Linked DNA regions of Homo sapiens: region 1 is linked to region 2. Evidence: chromatin loops called from intact Hi-C (ENCODE). Cell type or tissue: Caco-2. All regions are shown on one strand. Each heading gives the region's core, and the rest is flanking DNA. Links, peaks and the distances in the headings are about the cores only.

Evidence for each region. A loop is a pair of places that touch in the nucleus more often than their neighbours do. Peaks named below come from ENCODE experiments on the same cell type or tissue, not always from the same donor. Only the 100,000 strongest peaks of a DNase experiment are listed, where the experiment ranks them.
Region 1: a loop joins it to region 2, with 20 times the contacts of the local background. A loop is called at or near these places in 4 of 110 quality-filtered maps.

The regions. Positions count from the first base shown.
Region 1 is chrX:31,031,817-31,039,993 of GRCh38, forward strand. No RefSeq gene overlaps it. Among named protein-coding and RNA genes, the nearest start is that of FTHL17, 36 kb to the right of the region's middle. In Caco-2, for the core only: a CTCF peak has its summit at 5,233; a DNase peak (open chromatin) is centred at 5,285.
Region 2 is chrX:30,931,906-30,940,082 of GRCh38, forward strand. No RefSeq gene overlaps it. Among named protein-coding and RNA genes, the nearest start is that of TAB3, 47 kb to the left of the region's middle. In Caco-2, for the core only: no CTCF peak of the experiment used is centred there; a DNase peak (open chromatin) is centred at 4,286.

The DNA of each region.
Region 1 (8,177 bases), core at 3,837-6,336, 100 kb after region 2:
TTTTTTTTTCCAGGAATGAAGATTATTTTTTAAAAATCTCTCTCTCTCTCTTTCTCTCTTTCTCTCTAGAACAAAAGGAGAGAGAGAAAACCTGCACAAAACAGATGCATCAGTATTCCAGAAGGCAGGTGCCAGATTCAGGGAAGAGGAAGAGGTTTCTCCCAGAGTCTGTGCTCTCTTCTGATGAACCCAGGGGCAGGCATGGACTAGGGGTGGCAGTTTTAACCAGGGGCCAGATCTATTTTCATCTGAAAACCTGACTGAGGTTTACCCTTAAGAAACCTGGCTGGAAAAGTTGAGGGGGAGGAATTTAAGGCAAGCACACAAACCTTCTGGAAGCTAGTCAATGCCTCCTGCTTCTCTTCCACGTTTTGATTTTTCAGGTTATTTTAAGGTTTTCATACCTCAGGCAAGGTGATTTATTATTATTGGGACTTTATATAACTCTTTATTTTTGCAAAGTTCTTCACAGTTATTTTTCTCTCCTCATTGTGTACCATGCCTTTCCTCTCCTGCCACTGAAATTGGTTTTGGGGGAGGCGGCACTTCCTTTCCTAGGGAAAAGATGTTGTTTCTGATATGAGGTACTTTCTGAGCTTTTACCTTTGTTTCTTCTTTGCTTTCCTTCTTTTGATCTCATTCCCTGTGGCCTCCTGTCACCTTCTGTTTCTTTCCTCCTATTCAGACCCGCAGTCTTTTTTTTTTTTTTTTTTTTAACCTCTGTCCTCAAATCCCACATTCCCAGCTGCATTATTCTCTTACCTCTGGGCTCCAGTCATCAAGGAACAGTTTGATATCCATCCCTGGGAAGCAGGCATCTCCTCTCATGCACTCCTGCTGCTAACCACCCTGGATACCAGAACATACGACGTTGGAGATGAGTGCTCCCTGCTTTGGTAACTTAAGAGACCAGAGTTACTGCCTCCACTGTTAGCTCCATATAGCAAAGTCTTAAATTAGCAGAAAGCAGCAGCCCATCAATCCCAGACCACTGATAAAAAATAAACATTCTCTTTAGTATGCAGATACTCTTAGGTTGAACCATATAACACTGTAATTTTTGTCAGTCAAAAATAGTAAACAGTAGTATTTCATGTGCTTCAAACAAAATGCTATTCACAAATGTATTAGTCTGTTTTCACGCTGCTGATAAAGACATACACAAGATTGGGTAATTTATAAAGAAAAGGGGGTTTAATGGACTCACAGTTCCACGTGGCTGGGGAGGCCTCACAATAATGGCAGAAGGTGAAAGGCACATCTTACATGGCAGCAGACAAGAGAGAATGAGAATGAAGTGAAAGGGATTTCCCCTTATAAAACCATCAGATCTACTGAGACTTATTCAATACCAGGAGAACAGTACGGGGGGAACTGCCTCCATGTTTCAATTATCTCCCACCGGGTCCCTCCCACCACACGTGGGAATTATGGGAGCTACAATTCAAGATGAGATTTGGGTGGGGACACACCCAAACCATATCAACAAGTAAACTTAAAGCTTACCTGCAGGGTACCTAGACACCTGAAGAGCCAGCCCTAACACTTCTCTCCAGCTACCAGAAGAAAGATGGAGTAAGTTATGTTGAAAACTTTTTAGCCAGCCAAACCATCCATGCCACACATCACAGTTTTCTTTGGTCCTGATTTGCTGTGATCTGTGAATCCTTCCAGGTATTTTTCCACTCCTCTCCACTCACACTGTACCACTTTTACCAGACCATTTGCAACTCCTCTCCCACAGTAAAGCTTCCTACATCCGTGCTCACTCTCCTCCCAGACCTAGCTATAACCCCGTTGCTGTGGTCTCTCAAGTGGAGGTGTTCCGTCTCCCACTAGCAGGGTGTGAGGTTGGGAGGTGAGGCATGCAGGCCCTCACCTGCCTCTTCATTCTTCTTCCAGACTGTCCCCCACCCTCTGGGTTTTTGAGACTCCCACAGTGCAACTATGCCACTCTCTGCATCTCCTCATCTTTGTCATCTTCCAGCTTCCTTGCCACTTCCTCTCAGTCAGTGATGACCCGTTGTTTTCTGTCCACCCCAATCCTGCCATCATCCCATGAAGGTTGCCCCCCATGTAGAGAACAAACCACCCTTATCATTTCAAGCTGTGGATCTTCTCTTCTTCCATGACCTGTGCCTACACTCCCCTTCAGTCATTCACCCCATGGCCCTGTTCTGGATCTCGTCACTCTTAGAACTGTATCACCTCTGGCATCTTATGTTTACATAGCCCATTCTGACAACAATCTCAGTGTCTCCCCTCCCCCAGTTACTCCCACCACACCTGTTGGTTAACTTCAAGTGACCTCTCCTCACTTGACCTACTAATTTCCCCTATATAATATCAGCTCCCTCCTATCTTCCCTTCTCCATCTAGCTTAAATTCTGTGGTCCATCAATGTAACCTCTCTTTCACCAGGATTCTGAACAACGTTGTTCCATTGCCTGTCTAACAAATCAGTGTTTCTCTCTTGGATGAATTCTACTCTTGGATAAATCCACCTTCCTGCTTTTTGCTTATATGTAGACAGCTGAGCACTGCTGGAGAAAATCACACCACTGGTGTCGCCATAAATCCATGACATCTAACTTCACCTGAGGCCACCTTCCATGCATCCAGGAATCCCTTCATGTTTCCTAGTCAACTAGCTCCTTCTTAGTCTCCACTTTTTCTACCCTCATCATACCTCTGGTCTCGCTTCTCCCCCTTAATCTCTGCAGAAGTATCTTGGTTCCTACTTCACTGAGAAAAAAGTCATCAGGTGGGAGTGCACAAAATTTTTGGCTGCCAGACGTATAAATATCTCTGCAACTATACCCTTCTCTCTTTTTCCCTCCTGTAAGGATGGAAGAGGTGTCCCTCCTCCTATCTGAGAGTAATTCTACCTCTGTGTTCTGGCCCCTCTTCTACCATCTCCAGATTATCATCCATTTTCTCTTCTGTCTCTATCTCGAACACCTGTCTCCAGCCTCTCTGACTACTGGTGCCTTCCTGTCAACATTTAGAAACACTTAAGCCTTTCCCACTCTTAGCATGGCTTCCCAATCCTATGTTCTCTTCTTGTTACTTCTTCCGTTTCTTCCATTTTCTCCCACATGTTTTATGGCTAAACTTCTTAAAACAATTGTCTACTCTTGCTTTCTTCATTTTCTACCTACTATGGACTCCTCGACCCACTACAGTCTCATCTCTGAGCTTACCATACCACAAAAACAGCTCTGGTCAAAGTCACTAATAATTTTTCTTGTTAAATTCAATAGACTTCCTTCCTCTAATTCCTTACTTGCTCTCTTGGCATCTTCTTTGTGTTGAAACATTCTCTGCCTTTGGTTTGGTGATACAGGGCACCCAGGTTTTCCTCCTACCTATCTGGCCACTTGTCTCTCATACTGAGTATATTCCTCCTATACTTTTAGTAGAGATGCTCCTTGGAGTGCTGTCCTTAGCAATATTCTATTGTCACTCTATAAATGTTCGGGGGAGAGCTCACCATGCTCATGGCTTCAAATATCATCTGCTTGCCTCTCTCTCCTCTGGTTGTGCCCACATGATGGTTTTCTCTATTTCTTCATTCTCTACTGGTTATTCATTTCCTTCTGGTGGGGATTCATTATTTGTTGCCTGGACCACTTCCAACCACAGGACTGTATCCAGCACCTAAATATTTCTACCACAACTTCAGTTGGTTTTTATTATCTACTTTTCAAATAAAAGCTTATTGTTAACTAACCATGGTTCAGTGGCAGTTGATCTGATATGAGCAAATTTTCAGTAAGATCCTGGTTCTAGAACTCACATTAATTGACTTAATGGTGATTTTTTATTTAGACTAATTTTGATTTTTTTTGAATGAAGCTTAAAATTCCAAATTATATCCAGAAAATCTGTTAGGCTTTCAAAAGGGCATTTGAGATTCTACAGTGTAAGTGAACATATTCAATCCTGTGCATAATAAGCAGAAGGAGCCTGAGACTTATTTTGGATTACCCAGTGGCATTCTAAGATATCAACCTGATTCAACACAGCTTACAGATAGATTTAAGAAAATGGGTTATGTGGTTATTCTCAAACAACAATAGCCACCAAACCATCTAATAAAGTGTGTGGGGTGCAGAATGAGTATGTGATTGGAATATGGTGCATCAGCCTTGCAAATAGCCACTTACTTCCAGAGTGGGTTGCAATTTGCTCTACGTCAAATGAATGGTGAAACGGCTGTATTGATTCATTGCACGATTTCTAAATCTATTGAGAGAATGAAAGAAAGGTTTAAAAATTCTTGATTTTATGCTTACTTTTCAGGTTGTAGAAAATGGATTTGACAGAAAACACTTGCACCTTGTTTCACTGAATGAGATCCCTCAGATACTGTTTCCAGATGATGGTGTTCTCTCGCCAAACATACTTAGCAAGAGGAACAACACACTTTGAAAATGCCTATCAAAGGCATTTAATCATAGTATAAAGACTCCCGGGGCGAACGGCGTAGGACAATCCTGCCCTGTTCACCATTACAGGTTTATTTAATGTATTCTGCACAGTGATGCTTCACATGGCAGTGAGGATGTTTGATATAGGCATCAGGATGTTTCTGATCCCCTAGGAAGCTTTTCTGCCTCAACAGGTTGCAAGGCTCCATGGCTGCCTTTGATGAAGCCATTTATCTTGGTGCCAGCAGGAGGGTGTTGAAAGTGTGTGCACGGGAAGGTATGCAGCAGATTATGCATGCTTTTGTGGAGTTAGATTATTATTGACAGTCAGCTTGGAGAAAAGTTAGGTTATTTGTCCTTCTGTATAAGGCTGCTGAACTTCTTTTATGAAAACAATGAGTTAGGATAATAGGGAGAGGTTCTTTCATTCCACCTCCCTGCTACTTATAGGATGCTTCGCTCAGGAGATATTGTAAAACAATTTCCGGTAGGCGTTGTGCCCATAGAATGAAATAACTTGACTGAAAATTTGTGCATTCATGTCTGCTCATCTGTAGTCTGCACTTCTGGGCAATGTCTGTGAAAACCGCAGAACCCATGCTCAAAATACTAGATAACTTAAATAGTAGCATGTGCCTGAACCTACGTCTGTTAGCTTTTGCTGTGTAACGAGCTTTCCCAAAACATGGTGGCTTTAAGCAACAATCATTTAGCTCATAATTTGGCAGGCTTCCTGGGAAGTTCTTCTGGTCTAGTCTGGCTCTACTGATTTCTGCTGGTTTCCTTCATCAGTCTGCAGTTAGCTGGAAGTTCCAGCAGGTGGCCAGATGAGCCAGAATAGCCTCACTTAATGTGTCCGGCAGTTGGCTGGATATTGGCTGTTAGCTGGCTGACTGTGGTTCTTTTTGAAGTGGCCTTTTATCCTCCAGAAAGCTAACTGAGACTCAGTCACATGATGGCCTCAGGATCTCAAGCACAGGAAGAGGGCAAACCCCAAAATGCAAGAGTCTTCAAGCCTCTGCTTGAGTCATGTTGCTTGGCTGTTGTTCCACTGGTCAAAGCAAATCACTTAGTCCAGATTCAGAAAATAGAGGCAAGTGCCCCGCGTCTTGATGGGAAGAGCTGTGACATCAATCTTGCAAGGGTATGGATGTAGGGGGCAGGAGAATTTTTTATCATATTTTACAATTTACCACAGAGCTATTTAGAATTTATAGTGTTTTCACATGCATTAAACCTCACTATAGCTATGTGAGACAAAAGCTATGATTCCCTTTCCACAGATGAGTAAACTGGCTCAGAGAATCTGAGTAGTTTAACCAGGTAACAAGCAATAATGTTTGTGCCCCATGGCACAGCAGCCTGAACTGTAAAAATAGAGAAAGCCTCTGCCATGCCATTAATTCTAAAACCACATCTTTGGTATCCCAGCATGGATTTTCTGTTTGTTCATTTATCTCATATCAGATGGTTCCCAAATCTAATGAGAATCTCTGACACTTGTTTAATGTGTCATCTCCTGGCACTTGTTAAAATGCAGATTCCAGGGCTCCACCAGAGATTCAGATTCAGCCAGTTTGCTGAGGATTAGGGGTCTGCATTTTTGACAAGGAACTCCGGGAATCCTGATGCACATGGCCTGAGCTCTACAAGTTGAGAAATACTGGCTTCTATTATGATACTGAGTGTTCCCAGCATGGCGTATTTTCATGCTAGAAAGTCCACACATGATATTTCCTTTGGTCAGCTTTCCAGATCTATGAGTTAATAGCATTTGGGCAATTCTTTAATTTCTCTGAGGCTTTGTCTTGACAGCTTCAAAATAAGGACAATTGGAAAGACTCCCATAAGACTGGTGTGAAGATTAAATGACTAGCCTATGAAGCACTGAGCCCGGTGCCTAGTAGATCCTAAGTGTTCCTTTTTCTGCTTTCTTTATCCTGAGAAGCTACAAGACCAATTGATAAGGCAAGTCTATGAGATGTGAAAAAAGTTGTTTGTAGAATACACTGCAGACTTGCACTGTCAATGCCTGTAAGTGAGAAGTGATGGTCAAATATTCATCAGCATGTCAAAAAGCACATAGCTCTGTTTGAGAAAAAAAAGTATCAGATTCTTTAGACGCCTAAGAATCATGATTGGAAAGAGTGACGGGCTTGGTAGGCAACAGCTGTTGTCATTAGAGACCCAACTATATGCACAAGAGGCACAGAAGGGCTGGTCATGCCTCAACCCCTCCAGTCTTTTCCAAATTGCTGCGAACTTTCAGTGTCAGCACTATTGTCTGTACATCCCCAGACAATGACAAAATGTATAATGATTCTATATTAAGACTTGGCCTTACTCAAGTGAATCGTGTCAATGTGGATAGAATCCCTACAAAATATTTTCTTATAATAATATAAATGAAGCATCTACAACATGGCACGTGGCATATTATTTCCAGATCCTGTGGGGGTTTTTAAAAAAGCTTCTGTGTTAAAGTGATGAGCAAATAGCTTGTTTCCTGCAGTTTTGCTATTTCAGCACTTTCTTGCCTATTTTTTATGCTTCTTCTCCCACTGTATCTCTGTCCAGTCTGTTTCCCCTTTTCCTTCATAGCTTCTGTCTTTGTAAATGTCATGATTTTAATTCTTTGTTTCTTCTTTCTTGTGTGTGTGTGTGTGTGTGTGTGTGTGTGTGTTTTAAAGAAAAGGTGCCCTTTTTATCTAAACAATCAGAATCCAGTTTAAAATGAGTGTCTTTATTCTGTTTTATGGTATTTGCCTCTCTGCCTGTGGTCATCGTCTCTACCAGCAGATGGAGCACATCTCCTATGTTAAACACCACCGTAGGTTGTAGGGTGGGGTGTTTTTCCCTCATCTGTCATTTTTGCTGCAGTGAAATAGTAGTTGGAAGCTGGTGTAATACAAAGCAAACCCCCTAATCTCGGCTAGACTACAGCATATACTTTTCTGACTCATGTCAGCAATGCAGGGCTTAACAGCAGCTGATCTAGATAGGCGGTAGCTGAAAAATAATGAGGGTTTTGTGCATGTGTGCATGCTTTTGTGGTCTACCCTTTTTTTCCAAGAGTTGGCAGCTTTGCGTCAAAGGTACCCTTTCTTCTCCTCTCTCCTTTCCTCTTCTTCCTTTTGAATATCTTGACTTTACCTCTCTGCTCTTTCTCCTTAGTGTCAAGGCTCCCGGTTCACAGTGATATGCACTTGTCTTTAAACCTCAAAGTAAAATTATAGGTTGTTAGAGCGTGAAGGAAACTTAAACATCATCTAATATTGAAAGCAATAGGGCCCAGGTTAACAAAAGATTCATAATGAGATTTGGCACAGCCCATGTCATTGGATCAGACTGTTATTATGGTCATCATTATCATTGTTATTGAGCTGTCATTCCTTAATGTTGGAATGATGGCATACAGAATTTTCTTTTTCTTTTCCTTTCTTTTTTTTTTTTTTTGAGACAGGGTTTCACTTCTGTCACCCAGGCTGGAGTGCAGTGGTGCAATCTCGGCTCACTGCAACCTCCGCCTCCAAGCAATTCTTGTGCCTCAGCCTCCCAAATACCTGGGACTACAGGCATGCGCCACCATGCCCGGCTAATTTTTGTATTTTTTGTAGAGACAGGATTTTACTATTTTGCCCAGGGCTGGTCTCGAACTCCTGGCCTCACGCGATCCATCCACCTCGGCCTCCCAAAGTGCTCATATTACAGGCATGAGCCACTGCGCCCGGCCATATAGAGAAT
Region 2 (8,177 bases), core at 2,760-5,259:
GCTGGGATGATTGGGACAGCTAGATCATCTTGGCACATGGCTTCATAAACTCCAGCAGGCAAGCTCAGGTCTATTCACATAGTGGTGTTGGGTCCCAAGAGCAACGAGTGTGGAAGCTGCAAGGCCTAGACTTAGAACTCACACAACATCACAGCAGCATTATAGTGGCCAAAGCAAATCACAAGAATGGCTACTATTCTAAGAATGAGGAAATAAACTCCATCTTTTGATGAAGGAAGCTACAACAGAGAAAGGGGAAGGGCTGGGGACATTTTTTGCAATCTATCCCAGAGGCATAGCTAATTAGTGGGTATGCTGTGATTAGAAGTCTGCCCTGGTGACTTATGAGTCCAGGTCAACTGTAATATAGTTTCATAATAAAACAAAATACACTGAAATCTGAATACATTCTTAATTTGCTCTTGTTCTCTTAATGTCCTTAGAAATGTATCATATTCAGTCAAAAGACTGAACTGGAGAATTTTTCATAAGATCTACCCAGCATGGAGTTAGCTATCTCAGAAAAGTAGAGTGACTTCTTAGTGACATTCTTAAAGAGTGACAGTAAAACCTGTCTTCCATAGGTTGAATCTAGGACAAAATTGTTGAAAAAGATGAGGAGGTGATGACAATATACATAAGGACTTTAATGTGCCTGAATCAGTCACGAATGGAAAGTTAAAAAAAATACCCACAACACTTTAAAAAGTCTGCCTCAGGCAATCTCAAAGCGTTTGACATTTCATTTATTGGAAAAATGTAGCTTTTTGTAATTAAAAAAGTTCTGACAAGTGAAAGTGACTTTAGCACCTGTTAAAATCAGGTCAGCGAAGCTGCTTATCATCTCAAAGTTTTTAATCTTAACACGGTGAGATTGGAGGCTGTGCCTTTTTAGCTGTACATGTAATAGGTAACTGCAGAGGGAAAATTTATCTCAATGTAACATTTTTAAATTGCAACAATGCATAGGCTTGCAGAAGCTTAGGAAATCCAAAATAAGTTTTATTCATGTCTTACTTTTATATGTACGTGTAAGGTAAATAAGCCCTATTAAGGTCATATTCTGTTGGAAGTAATCTTTGATTTGTCAATTCTGTCAACAGCATCTTGGCTACGATGGTCAATAACAGTATCCAATGGATTGAGATAGCTACCTACAGCAGTGCATGAAGACAATAAAAGCATTCATTATGCCAGCAAAATGCTCACTTCACTGCTTGCATTATCTAGGTTCAATGCATCCCTTACTGTTTGTTGTCATACTAGTGGATGCTGGGATGGTTGAATCATTGCTCGTAGTTTACTCTAGATACATAGTCTATGCAACAGTAATTACTAAGGAAAAATCGTCTACTTTCCAAACTGCTCCTGACTGATCATTGAACTGCAGCTTCATTTTATTTGCATGGCCCTGCAGTCTTCAGCCTCCTTCACTATGAGCTCTGTCTATTATCTAATCAGTTTCCTGCGTTCTGCCTCTTCTAGGCCTATAAAATGAATGCTCCAGCCTCTTTTCATGTGGTGGGAAAGGCAACATCCAGTTTGGGTTCTCAGCAAATAAGACTCTTGAATGCCAACTTTATGTTTTGTGTGTGTGTGTGAAGAAAGTAACATACTTGTATACATTTATATGAAAAAGGGCTTTATTGGAAGGATATGAAATTGCCCATGAAGTCAGAGAAAAAGCTGAACAAGTAGGCATTAGAAAATACAGGAACCGGGGACCCTCCAGGGATCGGGTAGCAGGAATTAAGGAGAATCCAAGATTCAATTTCTAGATGTGGCGGGTGGGAATTGCCTTGGTCTGGTTTGTATTGCATTGGCCAGGTGAAGGGTGGGACATCTTGATTGACAGTCCCATGGAGACTGTATGCAATGTGGAAAAGGGTTGACCAAGGGAAACTTAAGGTGCTACTGTCAATGTGAGGTGGCAAGCATGTTGTGTGGCAAAAACAGCAGATATCCTTGCACTTGGAAACACAGATGCCACAGTACTTATGGTCAAGTATCTTCTTTGGGTGTAGAAGTCCAGGGCTTTGCTTTTTAAACATTCCACACGTGAACTTCATAGATCTCCTCTGGGTAGCATGTATTTGGATTGTGGAGCCAGATTGCCTGGATTTGAAGCATAGTGCTGCCGTTTCTTAGCCATGTGTGAGCTTGAAATTATTCCCTCGTCAGCAACGGGAGGATAATGAAGGCATTTTAATCATATTGTTGTGATAATTAAATGAATTATCACATTTAAAACCCTTAGTTTAGTGTCTGACACCTAAAAGCTATATACATTTAAGCTATTATTAGGGCGAAATGGTGCATCATTGTATTGTATGAGGTCTCTATGGTTTAAAATACCAATTATGGTTATAAAAATTAAGAAATGGCTTCCCTTTCCTGGCTTCACAAAACACAATAATCCTGTTGGATTTTCCCCATGATGGTGCTGTGCTCGTAGACAGCCATTGTACTAGTTTTCTATTGCTGCTATAACAAAGTACCATGTATTTAATGGCTTAAATATACAAATTTAGTATCTTACAGGTCTGGTGGTCAGAGTCTCATTGGGCTAAACTTAAGGTTTCATCAGGGCTGAATTCTATTCCTGGAGGCTCCAGGAGAGACTGTTCCTTGTCTTTTCCAGTTTCTCAAGGCCACCTGCATTCCTTGGCTCATGGCCCCTTCCTCCAGCTTCAAAGCCAGCAATCGCATCAGTCTAGCTTCTGTGTCTGTCATCACATCTTCTCTGACTGTCCTGCCTCCCTCTTTCCCTTATGAGGGCTCTTGTGCTTACATTGAGCCCACCTAGATAATCCAGGCTAATCTCACCATCTATTTAATTTAATTACATCTGTAAAGTCCTTTTTGCCTTACAGGTTCTGGAGATTAGGATACAAACATCTTAGCCGGTGGGGAGGGGCAGTATTCTGCCTACCACAGACATTTTATAATGAATTACTGCATTCAAAATTTCTAATGATTTCTTTTCAAGAATGGCTAAGCTTGTTCACTGAGGTCAACATATCTCTTTTGTCATCTTGGGTCATATTTGTTAGAAGCCAAAATCGAAGGGTCGGTTTTTTTTTTTTTTTTTTTTTTTGGTGAAAGACTATATTAATTATTGAAAGATAGACTTCCTCTGTTAGGTGTCTCTCGGCTAGATTTTGAACTGTTATTATATAATAAGAAGGATTTGCTCCCAAATACAGTTTTTAACAAATTCGACACTTTCAAATTAGAAAGTCAAATCCTTGGGGTTTACATTAGGGGAAAGGTTTGTGCATTCCGTCTCACGTTCTAATTTACAGACTCCATCTTATCTGTGAATGGCTTTGTGTCTCATTCTAGTGCAGTGGTTCTCAACTCCCTCATCCAGGGGATATTTACATTGTTGATGACTGGAGGTGGGTGAGCGCTGCCGGCATCTAGTGGGTAGAGGTCAGAGATCCTGCTAAACATCCCACAATGCATGGAAAAGCCCTCTCTCCCTACCTCTACAAGATAGAATAATCCTACCCAAAATATCAATAGTGTTGAAGCTAGGAAATCCTGTTCTAGTGATTATCCCATTCTTTTCTCCTGATTATTATTTGACTCATTTTGAAAGAGTACTTTACAGGTTATAGGAAAGGTTTTTCTAGCCAATTGAATTTAGATTTTACCAAACTGTGGTTTTCTATTAAGCAAGAATAACTTGCTGTGTTAAAAAAATAACCAAAACTTTATGATGATTCTTTTAGAAACATAATGATATAAAACTGAAGAAAATTCAGGAAATAGGCAAATTCATTTTAGATTGTTTCAGGTGTCTTTTTATTCTAAGATTGCTCTAAATGAAACATTTATTTTCCTTTCTGTGGGAGGGAAACATAACTATAATTGCAAATGTTTTCTTAAGGGAAGGTTTGTGAATCTTTTAAGACATGGACTTTCCAATTCTCTACATTAATCTCTCAAAAAAACTCCCTGGTTCTGCAATGGCAATTTGTATTTTAGGAGTTTTCTTATGAGGCTATACTTTCAGAAATTATTTGCTGTACATGAGTACACAGTAGAAAATGGTCTTCTGGTCTCTACCTGACAGGAAAACGTGGGGTTTGCAATACCTCTCTCAGAGACCTGGAAGAGAAGGGGTTAGAATGAGTTATCATTCATGAAGGTGGTTTTATTTCAGAGCTGTGACTTTCTCCCAGCAGCTGGAGGCCAGCAGCTGGGTGAAAATCAACCAGTCCCCTGGAGATGGCAGTAGAAGGCAGAGATGAAGATCATTTGCTGACCAGCCACAGCCAGAATTGCAGGCTCTGGGCTCCGGATCATGATCTGTCCAGAGAGGCAGCCATGATGGATCCCTGTGGCTGCAGGGGACTGCTTTTGCTGCTGGCTTGTTACAGTGAAATTCCACCTTCCCCTTCTCTGAAGTTTAGTTATCAAGTGCTGCCTTAAGTCCTTTCAGTACAAGGTCTTGTGTAAGTGATTTAAATAATATTCCTAGTGCTGGTTAAGCCCTACTACATCCGCTTTAAGGTTAAGCCCTACCACATTCAAGAACCTATTGAGTTGCAGATGCAATATTGACAGGTACTAAGCTATTAAACGTGGTAAGAGCAGGTTCTTGGGCTGGAGAGGCTTAAAAACACACAGACCAATGATTCTAGTATTAATAAAATGTCATATGACTAAATAGCCCAGTGCTATGAAAGCCAACGGGTAAACTTAACCCAGCCAGAGAGGTCAGAGACACTGTCCTGATGTGATAGCACCTGAGCTGAATTGAAAAGAATCAAGAGGAGTTAGTCAGGTGAAGAAAGATCAAAAGAGTGGCACAGCATGAATAAAGATCTAGGGGTGGGAAACATCATAATATTTACTGGATTACTGGGTTCCAAAGTGTAAAGGGGACCTTATCCTTGGTTCCACTCCCATTCCACTTCCCCTCTGGTACCCTATTTATGTATCTTTATTATAATAGTGTTTGAAAATATGAATTTTCAATTTGGATAAATGGTATATTGCTCTAAATCACGTTTCTTGCCATTTTTGTCCAACTCTTTAAGATCTTGTTGCATAGCTCTATGATACATCTAGCTTTGTACTTCTAACTGCCATATGCCTCCACACCTTTTGCTTATCCAATGCATCATAGCTGATATTTGTTTTCCTTTATATATCCTTGTTGTGACAAACAGCTCTTTGACTGGCATTCTTATTCACATCCCCTAACCAGATGAAAATTTTTCTACTTCCAAATGCTCTGATTCAATAGGTCTCAATTGGAGCCCAGATGATATAGATACAACCAGGCTGCTATAGCAGTGAGGTGATTTACTGAGAAGAAAGGTGACAAGAGTTCTCAAATTCTAGCAGGCATCCGAATCCCCAGGAGGGACTGTCAAACAGATTTCTGTCTCAGGGCTGACACACTCTCACACACTGCACTTGCACTACTCTGAGTGGGTACCTCCTTACATTTTGCGCCCTAGGCAACTTCCTTTCCTAACATTAGTTCCGGCTCTGGCTGGACACACCCAGGGTTTGATTCAGTAAGTAAGTAGGTCTGCGGTGGGGTCTGAGAATTTATATCTCTAACAAGTTCCCAGGTGATGCTGTTGCTTCTGGTCTGGGGACCACACTTTGAGAATCATTGCAACCACTGCTTTAGGACCTTGCTACTTAAAAAGTTTGGCCTGCAGACCAGCAACAGCCACATCACCTAGGAGCTTGTTAGAGATGCAGAATGTGGGGCACCACTCCAGATCTAATGAACCAGAATCTGCATTTGAGCAAGATCTCCAGGTGATTGGCAAGCATGCTAAAGTTTGAGAAGCACTGCTTTGGGATGGATATAGGGAGGGTACATCTTTCTTTTTTCTTCTTTGTTTTTTTTTTTGAGACTGAGTCTCACTCTATTACCCAGGCTGGAGTGCAGTAGCGCAATCTTGGCTCACTGCAACCTCCGCCTCCTGGGTTCAAGTGATTCTCCTGCCTCAGCTTCCCAAGTAGCTGGTATTACAGGCTCCCGCCACCATGCCCAGTTAATATTTGTATTCTTAGTAAAGACAGGTTTTCACCACATTGGCAAAGCTGTTCTCGAACTCCTGACCTCAAGTGGTCCACCCTCCTTGGCCTCCCCACGTGCTGGGATTGCAGGGGAGAGCCACCGCGCCGGGCCTGGGAGGGTACATCTTTCTACCAAGGGAACTAACTACAAGTAGGCCCCACATTTTCCGAAAGCAATCAGTGGATGTTTTTAAGGTTAAGTTTGTCACTTTAGAGCAATGCAGTGAGGTTACATCCTATCCAGGTATCTCATCTGGAGGCACAGCGTATCTGCTTGCCCTTTATTGCCGGTGTTAGTTTTGATCACTTAGCTAGACAATGGTTGGATTTTTTTCTACTATAAAAAGATGTGTTCAGAACTTATGTTCACTTCCTGTTTGATGCAGTCACTACAGAGAGACTAGCACTTGATCAGCCATGAAGGTCAGTTTGGCTGTCCCTCTAGCTCTTCATTTTTGCCCCAGGACAAGTCATAAAATGATCAGAACATCTCTCTCCTTCAAAGAATGTACCAGGCGGACCTACAGGGCTTGGCCATGGAATGTGGTCAATCCATTCTTGAGACCAGATGAGCTAAAGCAGCTCCTGACCCAGAACAGCTCAGAGGTGAGAAGGTTAAGTTAATTTTCAGCAGAAGGGCGGAAACTGCAGCTAAAGAGATAATACGCTATCGATGTCACTTACAATTATCTTGGACAGCGAAGAAAAAGTTAATATCAAAATCACACTCACAGATAAACACACCTGATTCCTGATGTTCAGAAACTTGTTTTGATTTTTTTTTTTTTTTTTTTTTTGAGACAGGGTTTTGCTCTGCTGCCCAGGCTGGAGTGCAGTGGCATGGTCATAGCTCACTGCAGCCTCAACCTCCTGGGCTCAAGCAATCCTCCATCTCAGCTTCCCGAGTATCTGGGACTCAGGCATGCACCACCATGGCTGGCAAATTTTTTATTTTTAGTAGAGACGGGGTCTCACTATGTTGTTCAGGCTGGTCTCAAACTCCTGGGCTCAATGGATCCTCCCACCTTGGCCTCCCAAAGTGCTGGGATTGCAGGCATGAGCCACTGTACCCGGCCATGTCTTGCTGATTTTTAAAGGATCAAAATGATAGGAGTGTAAATTAGTTCAACCATTGTGGAAGACAGTGTGGCAATTCTTCAAGGATCTAGAACTAGAAAAACCATTTGACTCAGCAATCCCATTACTGGGTATATACCCAAAGCGTTATAAATCAATCTACTATAAAGACACATGCACACATATGTTTATGTTTACTGCAGCACTGTTCACAATAGCAAAGACTTGGAACCAACCCAAATGCTCATCAATGATAGAATAAAGAAAATGTGGCACATATACACCATGGAATACTATGCAGTCATAAAAAAGGACGAGTTCCTGTCCTTTGCAGGGACATGGATGAAGCTGGAAACCATCATTCTCAGCAAACTAACACATGAACAGAAAATCAAACACCGCATGTTCTCACTCATAAGTGGGAGCTGAACAATGAGAATACGTGGACACAGGGAGGGGAACATCACACACTGGGGCTTGTCGGGGGTGGGGGACTAGCGAAGGGATAGCATTAGGAGAAATACCCAACGTAGATAGCGAGTTGATGGGTGTAGCAAACCACCATGGCATGTGGATACCTATGTAACAAACCTGCACGTTCTGCACATGTACCCCAGAACTTAAAGTATAATAAAAAATTATTTAAAAAAACGATGCCTAGTCTAGGGAAAAGGAGTCATGTCTAGCTTTTGTAGCAATCTAAAACACCACCCTGTCTCATTCCTCCTTTGAGGCAGCATGTACGAACTCACCTATCTGTTAGAACAAGGAGAAACAAAGGAGCCAGCAATAGGGAGAAAAAAATACTGATTAACACTTCAGAAGTATTATCTGTCCATGCATCTAACAATATATAAAAAGATTTGGTGGATGAAATTCTCCAGAACACAATGATGCTCCCTTGAAAAAGGTAATAGATGTATGTTGCATAGTTACATAAACTCCTCTTGTGTGAACAAAGTAGAAACCCTCATGTGCAGTGACTGAGGGTCACTGTTGCTCCTGTTAAGCCAGGCAGGAGTATTCTGTGCCCCAGGTGCTGGGAA